Regions from separate parts of the Homo sapiens genome. Here all the other regions are linked to region 4. Evidence: chromatin contacts called from ENCODE Hi-C data. All regions are on one chromosome and are shown on one strand. Each heading gives the region's core, a stretch centred on a gene start or an enhancer-like site at or near the end of the contact. The rest is flanking DNA. Distances are from core to core; before and after follow the strand shown.

What was found. A loop is a pair of places that touch in the nucleus more often than their neighbours do. Pooled maps may share reads with other maps.
Region 1: a map of CD8-positive, alpha-beta T cell shows a loop between it and region 4 (6-fold over the local background). The contact joins the promoter of NPHP4 here to the promoter of LRRC47 in region 4. A Hi-C loop is called at or near these places in 1 of 168 maps with a recorded cell type or tissue (CD8-positive, alpha-beta T cell), 1 of 37 single-sample maps with no recorded cell type and 9 of 50 pooled maps.
Region 2: a map of naive thymus-derived CD4-positive, alpha-beta T cell shows a loop between it and region 4 (10-fold over the local background). The contact joins the promoter of KLHL21 here to the promoter of LRRC47 in region 4. A Hi-C loop is called at or near these places in 1 of 168 maps with a recorded cell type or tissue (naive thymus-derived CD4-positive, alpha-beta T cell), 1 of 37 single-sample maps with no recorded cell type and 6 of 50 pooled maps.
Region 3: a loop to region 4 is called in a pooled map, with 17 times the contacts of the local background. The contact joins the promoter of RPL22 here to the promoter of LRRC47 in region 4. A Hi-C loop is called at or near these places in 8 of 50 pooled maps.
Region 5: a map of CD8-positive, alpha-beta T cell shows a loop between it and region 4 (22-fold over the local background). The contact joins the promoter of NOL9 here to the promoter of LRRC47 in region 4. A Hi-C loop is called at or near these places in 2 of 168 maps with a recorded cell type or tissue (CD4-positive, alpha-beta T cell and CD8-positive, alpha-beta T cell), 1 of 37 single-sample maps with no recorded cell type and 8 of 50 pooled maps.

Annotation. Positions count from the first base shown.
Region 1 is chr1:5,991,165-5,993,879 of GRCh38, reverse strand. NPHP4 (nephrocystin 4) reads left to right here and starts at 1,455. Exons shown (of 30, transcript NM_015102.5): 1 at 1,455-1,636. It also overlaps a transcript of KCNAB2 not described here. RefSeq lists enhancers at 106-155, 2,032-2,715 and silencers at 906-1,155, 1,236-1,415, 1,456-1,625, 1,776-1,955.
Region 2 is chr1:6,601,426-6,604,125 of GRCh38, reverse strand. KLHL21 (kelch like family member 21) reads left to right here and starts at 1,257. Exons shown (of 4, transcript NM_014851.4): 1 at 1,257-2,329. The coding sequence starts at 1,309. LOC107984913 (a long non-coding RNA gene) reads left to right here. Exons shown (of 2, transcript XR_001737882.3): 2 at 1-679. RefSeq lists enhancers at 302-451, 492-651, 672-761, 2,522-2,571, 2,602-2,700 and silencers at 852-1,241, 1,842-2,001, 2,182-2,261.
Region 3 is chr1:6,198,231-6,200,981 of GRCh38, reverse strand. It overlaps RPL22 (ribosomal protein L22), which reads left to right and starts at 1,387. Exons shown (of 4, transcript NM_000983.4): 1 at 1,387-1,420. The coding sequence starts at 1,409. RefSeq lists a silencer at 1,496-1,635.
Region 4 is chr1:3,795,235-3,797,949 of GRCh38, reverse strand. It overlaps LRRC47 (leucine rich repeat containing 47), which reads left to right and starts at 1,452. Exons shown (of 7, transcript NM_020710.3): 1 at 1,452-2,088. The coding sequence starts at 1,474. RefSeq lists an enhancer at 1,271-1,565 and a silencer at 1,681-1,890.
Region 5 is chr1:6,553,211-6,555,910 of GRCh38, reverse strand. It overlaps NOL9 (nucleolar protein 9), which reads left to right and starts at 1,398. Exons shown (of 12, transcript NM_024654.5): 1 at 1,398-1,804. The coding sequence starts at 1,409. It overlaps TAS1R1 (taste 1 receptor member 1), which reads right to left and starts at 604. Exons shown (of 6, transcript NM_138697.4): 1 at 347-604. The coding sequence starts at 537. RefSeq lists a silencer at 1,433-1,692.

The DNA.
Region 1 (2,715 bases), core at 206-2,705, 2.2 Mb before region 4:
CGCAGGGTCAAGACCCCTGCCTTCAGCTCCGTAGCCAGGTCCCTATCACGACAGGAAGCAAGAAAGTTACCAACCCCAAAAATGCTGAATCACAAAGTGAGGCTGAGCAGGAAAGTGGGGGTGGGGAGGGAAGGAGACGGTGGCCAGGGAGGAAAGGTGCTAAGGGGCTTTCCACCTGGAGCACCCCGGGATGCTGCGGGCAAAGCACAGTCCCTGTAAGAGCCCCCAGGACAAATGCCAGGAGGAGGGACACCAGGATGCGGCTGGTTGGCGGGGTGGGAAGGTGGGCAGGTACCCCGGCTGCTGCTAATGCCGCAGGACGCGGTGCAGCAGTGGGGTCTTTGCATCCTGGGAGCAGCAGCAGGTAGGGAGGTGCGGAAGTGCTTTGTGCCAAGGCCTGGCAGGAGGGAGAAGCTTAAGATAGGAGTAGGGGCTCAGGGTCAGAAGTGGCGGTGTGTGTGCTGTAAACAGCCCGAGGAACTGGTGCAGGAAGCAGGGTCACAGTCTTGGGGAGCAGGGTAAGGTGGTGAGAGCGTGCCCGCGGGGAGAGGTCGGAGGGGCTGGGGGCAGAATGGGAGGGTGGGGAAAGGGACCGGAGCGACACAGGGACAGGCAGCGAGAACGACGGATGAGCCTTGAGAAGCGATCAGGAGGAGAGATGGGGAGGACCGGGAACAGCAGCGCCCCGGTGGGGCTGCGCAGAGGCCGGGAGAGGGGATGAGAGGAGGATGGAGGAAAGGGGAGGGCGAGGCTGCTAGGACCGGAGCGGGCAGAGATGGGGAAGAGGTGCACCGGGAAGAGGGACGGCGGCAGGGGCAGGGGTCAGGGATGCGAGCTGAAGGGTCGGGCGGGCGGGAGGACAGGGAAGGAAAGACAGAAAGGGATGGGGGAAGGGAGACGATGGAGAAGGAGGTGAGGAGGCTGGAGAGGAGGTGAGACAGCGGCGGAGGCAGGGACGCAGGGCCGGGGAAGAAGAGATGGAGACGGGACCGCGGCGCCTGCCGCAGCGCGGGCCTCGCGGATACCCGCCGCCGCCGTCCCGGAGCAGCTTGGTGGAAAGCGCGCCCCGCCGGGGTCTCCCCGGTACTCACCTGGGGGCTCCAGCTCCGGATCCTGTGCCCCGCGCCGGATCTTCCTTCCCGCCCTGCCCCTGCGACTTTAGCGCCCCCGAATCCCGCTAGCTCCTGCAGGTTCCGCCAGCAGCATCTTCACCTCGTGGGACGCCCGGGGCCACGCCTCTTCCAGCTTCTGATTGGCTATTGTTCACGCCAGTCACATTACCATTGGTTGAGGGGTCGTCGGACATGCAAATCAGGATGGGCCCGCCGCCGCACCGATTGGCTGGCGCTCGCAAAGCGCAGCCCTCGACTTGGGCTCTGATTGGCTCCGCGGCCCTGACGGCGACAGTGACGCGAGGCGGGTTCTTGGACTGAGTGTGCGGCGCGGTGCGCCGCCTTCCGAGGCTCCTCCCGCGGGTGGCAGCGGACGGGGCGCGCCCCTCGGCCAGTCCTCGGTCCTCAGGCTTGTGGCTCCGTTGAGCACCGGCCGCCGGGCCTCTGGGTCCGTCGAGTGGAGACTCTCTGAAAAGCGTGGGCTCCGTGGCCTCCGGCGCGGCCGCGGCGGGTCGGTCTCCTAGGTAACGCGGCCCGCGGCGGGCGGAACCATGTGGGCCGGCGCCGCGGGGGAGGTTGGACGCGGCCTCGAGGCACAGGGGGCCTCAGTGTTGGCCAGAGCCTCGGGGTTCGGGGGTAGGGTGGTCCACGCCGTCCCTGCGTGGGGGCCCGGTGCCTGGGGTGCGGCGGTGGCGCGCGGCGGGGGCTGTCCCCGCGTTAGTCGCAGGCGTCCCCCCTCGTCGGGACACTTGGGGTCGGGGCCGCTGGGTGCCGTTTGGCTACGTGGGTTCCTTTCTGCCCTTGCCCTTTGCCCCCTGCCCCCTGCCCCCTGCCCCCTGCCCCCTGGCCTCTCTGCAGCCCCTCGGCTGAAGGGAGCGCGGTACCGATGTTCTGGGCCTTGGCTCCCCGCGCCCTAGTCCGCGCGCATCCTTCCCAGGCCGGAGTCCGCGGACCCCGCCTGGCCGCGCCCCTCCGCCCCTCCTCCCCGCCCCCCGGCTCCAGCTCCGGCTCCGGCTGTCAGTTCCCCGCGGTGGCTCTGCGGCCTTCGGGCGTCCCTGCGAGGCTTTGTACCCGGCGCCGTCCCGGCCTTCTGCGCCCCTTTCCTGCCTTGGAACCTCCCGGCCGACCCGGCCCGGAAGGCGCCACCCGCTCCCGCGTGCCCTTCCCCACGCGTGCAGGCTGCTCCCGCCCGCCCCCGGGCTTGCAGGCACCTCGCTGCCCGAGATTCCTCGTGTCTAACTTCTTAGGAGACCGCTGCTTTCTGCCTCCGTGTGTCGCGATGTGTGGCTTTGGTGGACGTCTGTGAAGGAAATCCAGCCTCTCGCGTGTGTAGTTGGCAAAAGGAGGAGTATTTCTGTTGATGGTGGGCAGCGCCTCCCGGTCCTAACCCAGGGCTCCGTTCGTTGCACCTCCTCTGTGCAGTTTCCGTAGGTCACACTTGTGTCTTTTTGTATGCTAATTTGTGCCCCGTTTCTTTACATTCTATGGGGGTAGCGAGCTTGTCTGCTGTGTTCAAGACCGTTTCTCCCGGGCGCAGGGTAGGTGCTGAAAGAATGCTCATGAATGAGGGAATTCCAGGCAGTGCTTAATCAGACCTCTGCTT
Region 2 (2,700 bases), core at 8-2,507, 2.8 Mb before region 4:
GCGGCCCTAGACCTCGCTGGAACCAGGAAATGATAGCCAGCTCCCATGCGCGTGGCCTGCTCTGGGACCCACGTGGGCGGGCGCCTTCCTCAGGAATGCGTTCTCAAAGGCCCACCGGTGTAGGGGGGCTGGAAAACAGCACAAACCCAAGTGTTCTCTGCAAAGCAGCAGTCCTGGTGGTGAAATAGGGGTCTTTTCTAAAACTGAGCAAAGCCTACCTTCCACTGAGGAAAAAATGGCCTCCAAGGGAGGGCTCTTTTTCCCCTACAAGTGACATTCAAAGTGGTGCTGTGTCTATCGGAACTAAAATAAGGGCGATTCCTTCTTTCACCATTCCCCACCGCAGTACAAGTGACGGCGGGACTGTGCTTAGTGGCGTCATCTAGTTTCAAGGCGGTCTCCTATCTGACTTTGAGCCCTCGCTCTTTATACCCAGTTACCCTCTCGTGGAGTCCGAGCAGCTGCTTCAGGGAGGCCCGGGAGCCCCTAGGGCGGGCAGCCCCGGAGCCTGCAGCTGCGACGCAGACTCGGAAACTACAACTGCGCGTGAAGCCGACTAAAGTTAACGCCTGTGTGATTGAGTCAGAAGCTCCTTCAGGAACACAGGAGTGGGGCCGACTCCTGGAATCCGGCCCCGGGTCGCTTATAAATGCGCCAAGAAAAAAACGTCACCGAAAAACTTTATACGCGTTCTTGCTTTGGTCCAGAATGGTAAAAAGCCTATCCTTTGAGTGTGTCCCGTGATGGGGTTAACTAGCAACCCTTGAAACTAGTGGAACTCAAAAGCAAAACAAAAAGCCATTGTACCCAGCCGCCCCGGGACCTGGGCCGGCGCCCTTGGGAAGTCTGGCGTGAAAGGAGGGGTGGCTTTGGTTTCAGGGCCGAGCTCGCCTCTCCCGGGTTGGGTTCAGCAGCCGGGCCGGGTGGGTCGTGGGCAACCCCGGGAGGCCCCCGGTCCCGGCGCGCGGCGAGGCCGCCCTCGGACCTGGCACTTGTCACTCGCTGTCCCCGGCCCGGGCGTCAGCGGGGAGACGCAGAAGGGCGGAGGGAGGGAGCCGGCCGCGGACAGCGGTGACTCAGCCTGCGGAGCCGGGGGCGGGCGCCGCGCGGGGGACAGGCGAGCCCGCGCTCGCGGGGGGCGGTGGCGCCCGGCACAGAGGGGTTAAGGGGGCGGTGCAGACGTCTCCCCGCCCATCCCGCCCCTCGAGAGCCGCGGCGCCCCGCCCTATTTATAGCAGCGGTGCCTAGCGCGCCGCGTCTCTCCGCAGGCCCCGGCCGCGGCGTCCTCGACAACCTATCGAAGGCGCCATGGAGCGACCGGCGCCCCTGGCCGTGCTTCCCTTCTCGGACCCCGCGCACGCCCTGAGCCTGCTGCGCGGCCTGAGCCAGCTGCGCGCCGAGCGCAAGTTCCTGGACGTGACCCTGGAGGCGGCGGGCGGGCGCGACTTCCCGGCGCACCGTGCGGTGCTGGCCGCCGCCAGCCCCTACTTCCGCGCCATGTTCGCGGGGCAGCTGCGCGAGAGCCGCGCCGAGCGGGTGCGCCTGCACGGAGTGCCTCCCGACATGCTGCAGCTGCTGCTGGACTTCAGCTACACGGGCCGCGTGGCGGTAAGCGGCGACAACGCTGAGCCGCTGCTGCGCGCCGCCGACCTGCTGCAGTTCCCGGCCGTGAAGGAGGCGTGCGGGGCCTTCCTGCAGCAGCAGCTCGACCTGGCCAACTGCCTGGACATGCAGGACTTCGCTGAGGCCTTCAGCTGCTCGGGACTGGCGAGCGCGGCGCAGCGGTTCATTCTGCGCCACGTGGGCGAGCTGGGCGCCGAGCAGCTGGAGCGGCTGCCACTGGCGCGCCTGCTGCGCTACCTGCGGGACGACGGGCTGTGTGTGCCCAAGGAGGAGGCCGCCTACCAGCTGGCGCTGCGCTGGGTCCGCGCTGACCCGCCGCGCCGCGCCGCGCACTGGCCGCAGCTGCTGGAGGCCGTGCGCCTGCCCTTCGTGCGCCGCTTCTACCTGTTGGCGCACGTCGAGGCCGAGCCGCTGGTGGCGCGCTGCCCACCCTGCCTGCGCCTGCTGCGCGAGGCGCGCGACTTCCAGGCGGCGCGCTACGACCGCCACGACCGCGGGCCCTGTCCCCGAATGCGTCCTCGCCCGTCCACCGGTCTCGCCGAGATCCTCGTGCTCGTGGGCGGCTGCGACCAGGACTGTGACGAGCTGGTCACTGTCGACTGCTACAACCCGCAGACGGGTCAGTGGCGCTACCTGGCCGAGTTCCCAGACCACCTGGGCGGAGGCTACAGCATCGTGGCGCTGGGCAATGACATCTACGTGACGGGTGAGTGGGCCAGGGGCTGGGCAGGCTCTCTGGGGTTGAACCTCGCCGGTACGGGAGCCCAGCTATTCGCGGGGGAAGCGCACAGAGCCTGGAATCCTAGGGGCGCACCTGAGTCCAAGCTGGGGCTCTGGTGACTACATGTCTCTGGGCGATACTTTTAACCTTGAAGAAGGGCCCCTTGTGTGAGCCGGGACAAGTAGCTGCTTGTGGGTCTCTGTGCCCCGTGCGGCCGGGGCTGCCAGGCTGAGCCAACTCCGTGCCCAGGAGGTGCCTCCCCACTTGGTTGGAAGATACTGGGGCATTCACCCCGCACAATGGGTGCTTTCTTTTTCTCCTTAAGGAATCCAGGGACGGGCAGGAGGCCGACGCCC
Region 3 (2,751 bases), core at 138-2,637, 2.4 Mb before region 4:
TTTAGGTAACTGTCGGGGTATAATACTAACAGTAGCAACTGCAGGAAGTAGCTACCACTGGTAGGTGGTATTATTAAAATGTAGATGCTTGAGGAGGGGCACAGGGAGGTGAAACTCAGACATCTGAGGAGAGGGTGCTGCTCTGCTAGGGCTGGTGTCTCTGAGGAGAAAACGAGGCTGGTTCTGCAAATGTTGGAATAAGTGCAGACTGGATTCCACTGCTGCTTCCAGAATGTTCCAACTGCCACCTCCAGGATAAAGAAGCAAGAGTGGATGACACCAGACAGGACAGGAGCAAGCAGGAAGCAAAGCCCCCTATTGATAGAGCCAAACCGGGATCAGCTGGAAAGCAGAAGTGTTTGCAGAGGCCCAGCCTGATCATTATAGAGCCAAGAACAGCAGCTGGCTTTGGAGCTTGGTCAACCGGCTTGAGGCCTGAGTTGAAAGCTAGACCCATCAGCACAGTCTCTTCTGGTGATTGGACTTTTGCTAGGTGAGTACACTGAAGCCAGGTAAAGGGAGTGGAGAGTGTGTGTGCCACTGAGTGATTTACAATTCAGGATCCTGGAATATAATTCCGTGAGGACGCAGCGGGTGACTGGGTGCAAAGTAGCCCAGTTCAAGGGACCTGTGGGCCTGGGGATGAGGACCTTTGCTTCTCCACATGCGGTCCATGGACTCGCAGCATCAGCATCGTCTGAGAGCTTGTGAGAAATGCAGAATTTCAGGCCACTGAGACCGCTGGAATTGGAATCTGCATTTTCCAGATCTCCTGGTGGTCCTCAACTACTTACTGGTTTGGGATGGGAAACTAGAAGGCTTGGGCTGGGAAACTAGGGAGTGGTGATCAGCGAGGGGGCGGCCTGGCTACAGCAAAAAGGACAGGCACTGGGAGACAGCCCCTGGGCATGAGCTTCCAAGCTGGGGCTTTTTGAGGAAGCCATAGTGGTCTGGCATTGGGACCTCTGAACGAAATTTCCCGGTGGCTACAAGGAATTTTCCCACTTCCCCAAATTAGTAGATTCGATTTCCATCCCACTAGCTGGTAATTTACAGTATAGTGAATTTCCTTATTTCTTTTTTCTTCCCAAGACTTTCAAAAAGTAAAGCCAACCCCTTTATTTATCTTTGGGCTCGTCCAGTCTGGCTTCCCCCCTCCGATCGTTCGCAGTGGGACAGCCCGCCGGGCCTCCTTCCTTCCCCAGAAACCCTCCAGGCCTGGGAGAGGACGCGTTTTGCATTCAGGAAAAACCAATCGCTCCCCTATCGTACATAACCAAGAGAAAAGGTGGCGGACGAGGGGCGTGGCAAAGTGATTAGTGCGGCCTGGACCCTGCGTGCCTTGCGCGCTGCGGGCTCTTTGCGTCTGCGTAGTTCGCTCACCTCCCTTTCTAACTCCGCTGCCGCCATGGCTCCTGTGGTTAGTATGGCTCCGCGTGAGGCCTCGGCTCCAGGGGAGGCACGTGGGCCTCGCCGAGCCCGGCATCTACCCAGGCTCGCTGGGGACGGCGCCCTGCAGCGTCCTGCTGGGGTGGGCTGGCAGGTCGGCCGGAGCGGGCCAGAGCCCCTGCCGATCCCAGCACGTTGTAGGCGGAGGAGGCCGCGGCCCGAGGCTCGTGAGGGAGATCCGGGAGGTCTCGGAGGCCCGGGGCCCCAGCTAGGGGCTAGCGGGGAGCTGGAGCCTGGAGACTGCGGTCTGGGCCGGCCACTGGTCCTCGGACCCCGGCCGGGGGCCTGATTACCTGGGTGGAGGGCGGGGAAGAAGAACGGGACCTGCTACCCTGGGGAGCCGCGCATTCGGAAGTCCACGGCCAAGACTCGGGGACGAATCCGCGGAAGGGCGGCTTGGTCGGCGTGCTTTCGGAGAGGAGGCCTGGGTTTGAGGAGCTTTTTAGCGTCCCCAGAGGAAATTAGTTTATCAGGGCGCACTGTACAGACCCAAACGGGTGTTGCAGTGGTGTAGGGAGAAGGCTCTCATTGCATTCTCCTTTAGCTATGCTGGGACTGGGCTGTGCGGCGCCCTCCTCCTAGGTTATTTGAGAAAGTTGTTTTTCCGTGTTCTTCGTCCCAAGATCCTACTTTTCCTCTTTTGTTGGGACTCCCTGGTTAACATTTCCGGTTCTTCTGCTCTTTCTGTCTGGTTGGGCTTTTGAATGCCTTTTGGTTTAAAACCTTGATGGAGAAGTATCAAGCCCGTTGTGGGTAGGTCTCTTGATTGATTGTGTGTGTTCGGAATAGATCTTAAAGTACCCCTCTTAGATTATTACTGCGAAGAGACGTTGTAAAAAATAAATCAGTGATTTTTGTAGTGGCCAAATGTTTGAAAAGTTGATCCAGTTAACACAAGTTTTAGATGAAGTTCTTTTAAACATGAAGGGAGGTAAGATGTGTTTTTGGAAAAGTCTATTTAGTTCTGCAGAGCTTTTAAACGTGAAAGTACAGGTTGGTACGATGCACAAGTGCATTAATGGTGTCAAGTTTGTAGAGAGATAAGATTAACACAAGCTTCTTCGTAAGAGTGAAGAAACTGGAACCTTGTAGGATGTGCTTTGCCGGGTGGTTTGGAAGTACTAATGCATAGATGAAGCGAATCAAAATGTCAGAAGTTCTTGACGGTAGTGTTGTAATAAGATTCTAGGTTTTAGCCTTAACCTTGTCCAAGCTGGAGTGGACAGGCACCTAGAATACTTTGCAACTCCCTTCATGAGAAGGTGGATGAGACAGGATTAAGGGAGATGAGCTAAGACGGAT
Region 4 (2,715 bases), core at 203-2,702:
GAGCCAGGGAAGTTGAGGCTGCAATGAGCCGAGCTGGAACCACTGCACTCCAGCCTGGGTAACAGAGCAAGACTCTGTCTCAATAAATAAATAAATAAATAAATAAGAATTTGGGGGCTGGGTGCGGTGGCTTGTGCCTGTGAGCCCAGCACTTTGGGGGGCTGAGGCGAGCAGATCACCTGAGGTCAGGTGTTCGAGACCAGCCTGGCCAACATGGCGAAAACCGGTTAATATAAAAATTATATTAACACGGTTAATATAAAAATTAACCGGCCACGGTGGCATGCACCTGTAGTTCCAGCGGGAGGCTGAGGCAGGAGAATTGCTTGAACCCAGGAGGCGGAGGTTGCAGTGAACCAAGATAGCATCACTGCACTCCAGCCTGGGTGACAGAGCGAGACTCCGTCTCAAGAAAAAAAAAAGAATTTTGGTTTTGGTTTACACCACTCAAAAGTGCAGGAATTCCAAAACAAGCCGGTCGGGGCACAGTAGAGCACAGACTCTGGCTCCTCCATCCGCCCGCACCCCACCCTGTGAAAGGAAAATAAATCTCAAAACCCCACAATCACTAAGTCAAAGGAAAAAGTCAAGCTGGGAACTGCTTCGGGCAAATCGGCCTCCCGTCTTATTCCTAAATAAGATAGTTACAAATACATATTTTTAAAGCTACACACCTCCCTCACAATTTGCCCACAAAGAAATTCTCTGTGGGCCTCAAGATCTTTACCCTAAAACAGTTCTGTTGAATTTCACCCTGGCAATGCAAATTGATAGCTTCCCTTCACAGGTGCGAGACAAAGGACTGAACTCAAAGCCATCCCTCTGCTCACCTAGACAAATGCATATCTGATCGCTTCCTTTGCTCTACTGTTTACGTAGAAATGAAGATTCAGTAAGCCAGACTAAAGCATAAGCGACTATTCCTCTACCCGCGTCTCACATGCATAATAAATTGTGCAGTCAGCGAAAGGCTGAACAAAGACTCAAAAGAATGCACCCTCCGGTCTCTTCTCTACCTGTGACCTGAAAGCCCTCTCCTGGAATTGTCCAGCCTTTCTGGGCTGAACCAAGGTACACTCGCACGTGTTGATTGATGTCTCACGTCTCCCCAAAATGTACAAAACCAAGCTGCATCCCAACTTCCCTGGGCACCATCGTCACGATCTCCTAGGGTTGTGACACTGGCGTGTCCTTAACCTTGGCAAAATAAACTTTTTACATTTCATTGAGTCCTGTCTCAGATATTTTTGGGTTCATAACCCCCACCCTCACCCCTACCCGCGGAGAGAGCGAGCCGCTCTCCAGCCCCTCCCCGGCTCTACGCAGGAGAGGCCACTCTCCTCTATGGCACGCGCGGCGGCACTCTAGCAGCCAGGTGGCTTCTCTATGGGCTTTTCCGGCACAGGTCGGAAGTGGCGCGCGCTGCCCCGGAAGCACCCTGGTGGGTGGGTGCCTGCCAGCAGCTGAGGCGCCATGGCGGCGGCAGCGGTGTCAGAGTCTTGGCCGGAGCTGGAGCTGGCTGAGCGCGAGCGGCGGCGGGAGCTGCTGCTGACGGGGCCCGGGCTGGAGGAGCGAGTGCGGGCGGCGGGTGGGCAGCTGCCGCCGCGGCTTTTCACCCTGCCGCTGCTGCACTACTTGGAAGTGAGCGGCTGCGGGAGCTTGCGCGCGCCGGGGCCTGGCCTGGCGCAGGGCCTGCCGCAGCTGCACAGCCTCGTGCTGCGGCGCAACGCGCTGGGGCCCGGCCTGAGCCCCGAGCTCGGGCCGCTGCCTGCCCTTCGGGTGCTCGACCTGTCGGGCAACGCGCTGGAGGCGCTGCCGCCGGGCCAAGGCCTGGGCCCCGCCGAGCCGCCGGGCCTTCCGCAGCTGCAGAGCCTCAACCTCAGCGGCAACCGGCTGCGCGAGCTGCCAGCCGACCTGGCGCGCTGCGCCCCGCGCCTGCAGAGCCTCAACCTCACCGGCAATTGCCTAGACTCCTTTCCCGCCGAGCTCTTTCGCCCCGGCGCGCTGCCCCTGCTCAGTGAACTGGCGGCTGCTGACAACTGCCTCCGAGAACTCAGCCCCGACATCGCCCACCTGGCCTCGCTCAAGGTCAGCGGGGGCTGCCCGGGCGGGGCGGGATGGGGCCTTGGAGTAGCCCTGGAGAAGGAACCCCTCTCGGGGCCGAGCAGTTCCTAGTGACGCCCCCTGGGGCACTGGGCCCAGGGAATTCCTACAAGGCTGAAAGGAGCCAGCTGCGGGGGGCATCACCCCTGGGAAGCAGATGCCGCCTTCCAACTCCCCCTTCTCCTGGCCACACCAACATACTAGGTGGCCTCTGAACTCCCCCGCATTCTGTTAACTGGACTTTTACACGTGGTACGCTATTTTGTAATTGTTAGCAAACCTGGCTTCTCCTGTAGATCGAGCGTAGAGACCTGTCTTTTTTGTATCTAGTACTTGTGAAGTGACTTGAGAGTGAGTCTGGTGGTGAAGGGGGCACCCTGGATTTTGCATAATGCCACATGCTGTGATCTTGAAGATTATATTTCACTTCATCCTAATAGCAGCTTTCCAAGGTAGGGGTGGTTATTCCTGTTTTACAGAAAGCCAAAGGGCCTGCCCAAAGTAAGCAGCAGGTAACTTGGGTTTTTCTCCAGACTATATTGTCCAGCGTCTGTTTACTAATTAATCTTGGATCCCCAGGCCCCGCGATAATGCTTGGCCTATAACAGGTGC
Region 5 (2,700 bases), core at 149-2,648, 2.8 Mb before region 4:
GAAAGAGCGAGACTCCGTCTCAAAAAAAAAAAAAAAAAAAAAAAGAAGAGGGAAAAAGCTGCCCTTGCTTAGGCCTGGCCACCTAGGTATGGTACAAAGCCAAGAACCAATTTCAATGAAGTTACAATACAACACATTCTAACAGCAAGGGTGAAATAATTGGAAACTGGCCGAAGTGTCTAGGAAGGTCTAGCCAGCACTTAGGTGGCAAGTGGATTGATGAACAAGGCCTGGGGACAGTTCAAGGGGCAAAGGCAGAGGCAAGGTCCTGTTTGGAGGATGGCAGCCAGAGGGGCCCTATAGCCAGGGGTCCCACTAAGTGTGGCTCTGCTGGCCCCTCACTCACCTGTCACACAGGGTCACCTCGGGTCTGTGCCTCACCTGCAGACAGCCAGAATGGAGAGGGAACAGGCCTGCCAGGAGGTAATCTCCGGGGAGGGTGAAGTCAGGAGAAGACTCCGTGCTATGGCAGGCAAAGGCCCAGCAGCAGGAAATGAGAAGCTGCAGGCCGACCAGGCGAGCCGTGCAGAGCAGCATGCTGGCCAGATGCCCGCGCCTGGCATGGCCAAGGAGTGGCCTCTAAGGAGGCCAGTTGCTTAAATAGAAGGCAGCTGCCGGATGCTTCCTAACTTCAGGCCCCCAAAAGGGGTGGGACTGGAGCCCAGTGGCTGAAGCAGGACTGTTTGCCTTGACATTCCGGGCCTGCGGTCCCACTCAGGAACTGGGCAGGACGAAGGCACAGATGCAAACCAGGTGGCACCCAGTGACCCTTCCTCTGGACGGTTGTGGGTTCTGTCCACGCTCTGTGACTTCACCTGGCTTAGAAAAGGAGCTCTGGCATTTTGGGGCGAGGTGGGAGGCTGGAACACAATTTCTCCGGGTGTTGCGAGGTTTCAGAACTTTTTACCTGGGCCTCAGTTTACTAAATGAGACACAGCTTTGAGTCGACACCCCCCTGCCCCAGTCTCCAGTTTTCTGACATTAAGATTCTGAGCAAATTGTCATATACTTTCGCCTTGTTACCCAGGGTTGCTCACTTCGAAACAAATGCATGCAAACCGAAGGTATGCAAATAGACATGTTTTGTTTAAACTGCCAATCCTAAAGCTTTTTCTGCAGGAGAAAAAAAATATCCCGGTGTTTTTCCGGAGAGGTGGCCCATGGCTGGTCGCGAGGTTTCTGGCTTTCTCTCTCCGGCCGGCTGGGGTAGGGAATTTGCGTAACGTAAATGGAGTCCTCCGTGGAGCCCCTCGACCAGATCGGCTGGAACCTCCTAGTGTGCTTCCGGAGGTTGCCGGCAGAGGGCGCCGGCGGCTCGGAGGCCCCTCTTTTCGGCAGCTGGGAGGGCAGCGGGGCGGACCGACGGGATCTCGCGAGATTCTCGCGCGGTAGGCCCTGAGGACCCAGCATGGCGGACTCGGGACTGCTGCTAAAGCGGGGTTCCTGCCGTTCCACTTGGCTGCGGGTCCGCAAGGCCCGGCCCCAGCTCATCCTCAGCCGCCGGCCCCGCCGCCGGCTCGGGAGCCTGCGCTGGTGCGGTCGGCGGCGCCTACGGTGGCGGTTACTGCAAGCCCAGGCGTCCGGCGTGGACTGGAGGGAGGGAGCCCGCCAGGTGTCGCGCGCGGCGGCGGCCCGGAGACCCAACACCGCGACCCCCAGCCCGATCCCTAGCCCGACCCCGGCCTCCGAACCCGAGTCCGAACCCGAACTCGAATCCGCCTCGAGTTGCCACCGGCCTCTCCTCATCCCACCGGTGCGGCCCGTGGGCCCCGGCCGCGCGTTGCTGCTGCTGCCGGTCGAGCAGGTAGGTGGGGGGCGCCGGTAGTAGTCCCCGAGGGCAGGGAGGGCTGGAGAGGCAGCCCCGGGAGAGCTGCAGGGTAGGAGAGGACCGTGGTCCCCCGGGCCTGTTCTCTGGCTGCCAGTCGGATTCAAGTCCATCCTCTTGATGGTTGGTGGCAACTAGGCTCCCCTGAGCAGCAGGGTAACAGGTACCCTGCTAAGGGGTCCCTAGGCCTTACGAGCTAAAGGGACTTTATTTTGTTTTGTTTTCTTTCTTTCTTTTTCTTTTTGAGACAGAGTCTCACTCTGTCCCCCAGGCTGGAGTGCAGTGGCACAATCTCGGCTCACTGCAACCTCCGCATCCCGGGTTGAAGCGATTCCCCTGCCTCAGCCTCCGGAGTAGTTGGGACTACAGGCGCGTGCCACCTCGCCCGGCTATATTTTTTGTATTTTTAGTAGAAACGGGGTTTCGCCATGTTAGCCAGGATAGTCTCGATCTCCTGACCTTGTGATCCACCCGCCTCGGCCTCTCAAAGTGCTGGGATTACAGGTGTGAACCACCGCACCTGGAACTCTGAAAGGGATTTTAATAGTTAAAAAAAAAAAAGGTTGCAATTACTGAGAGCTCAGAAATTCCAGGATTTAAGGGTTCCAAAAGTGTTTTAGGCTTTGAACCCATTTAAACATCCAGCTCTCTTACGGAGTAGTTGTCCCTCTCTCTAAGTGTTTACAGACGAGGAGACTGAGGTTGGGTAACTTACACAGTAGAGGGAGAGCTAGGAGTCGAACTCAGGCAGCCTGATTCTTAACGTGGATGCCATTCCTGGAGATTCCCTGTCTAATGCAGGAGGGAAGGCAAAACCCAGGAAGTTCTGGAAGAGACTTGGCAAGCTGTGGGTCTTTAAAAGGACAGAGTGGTAG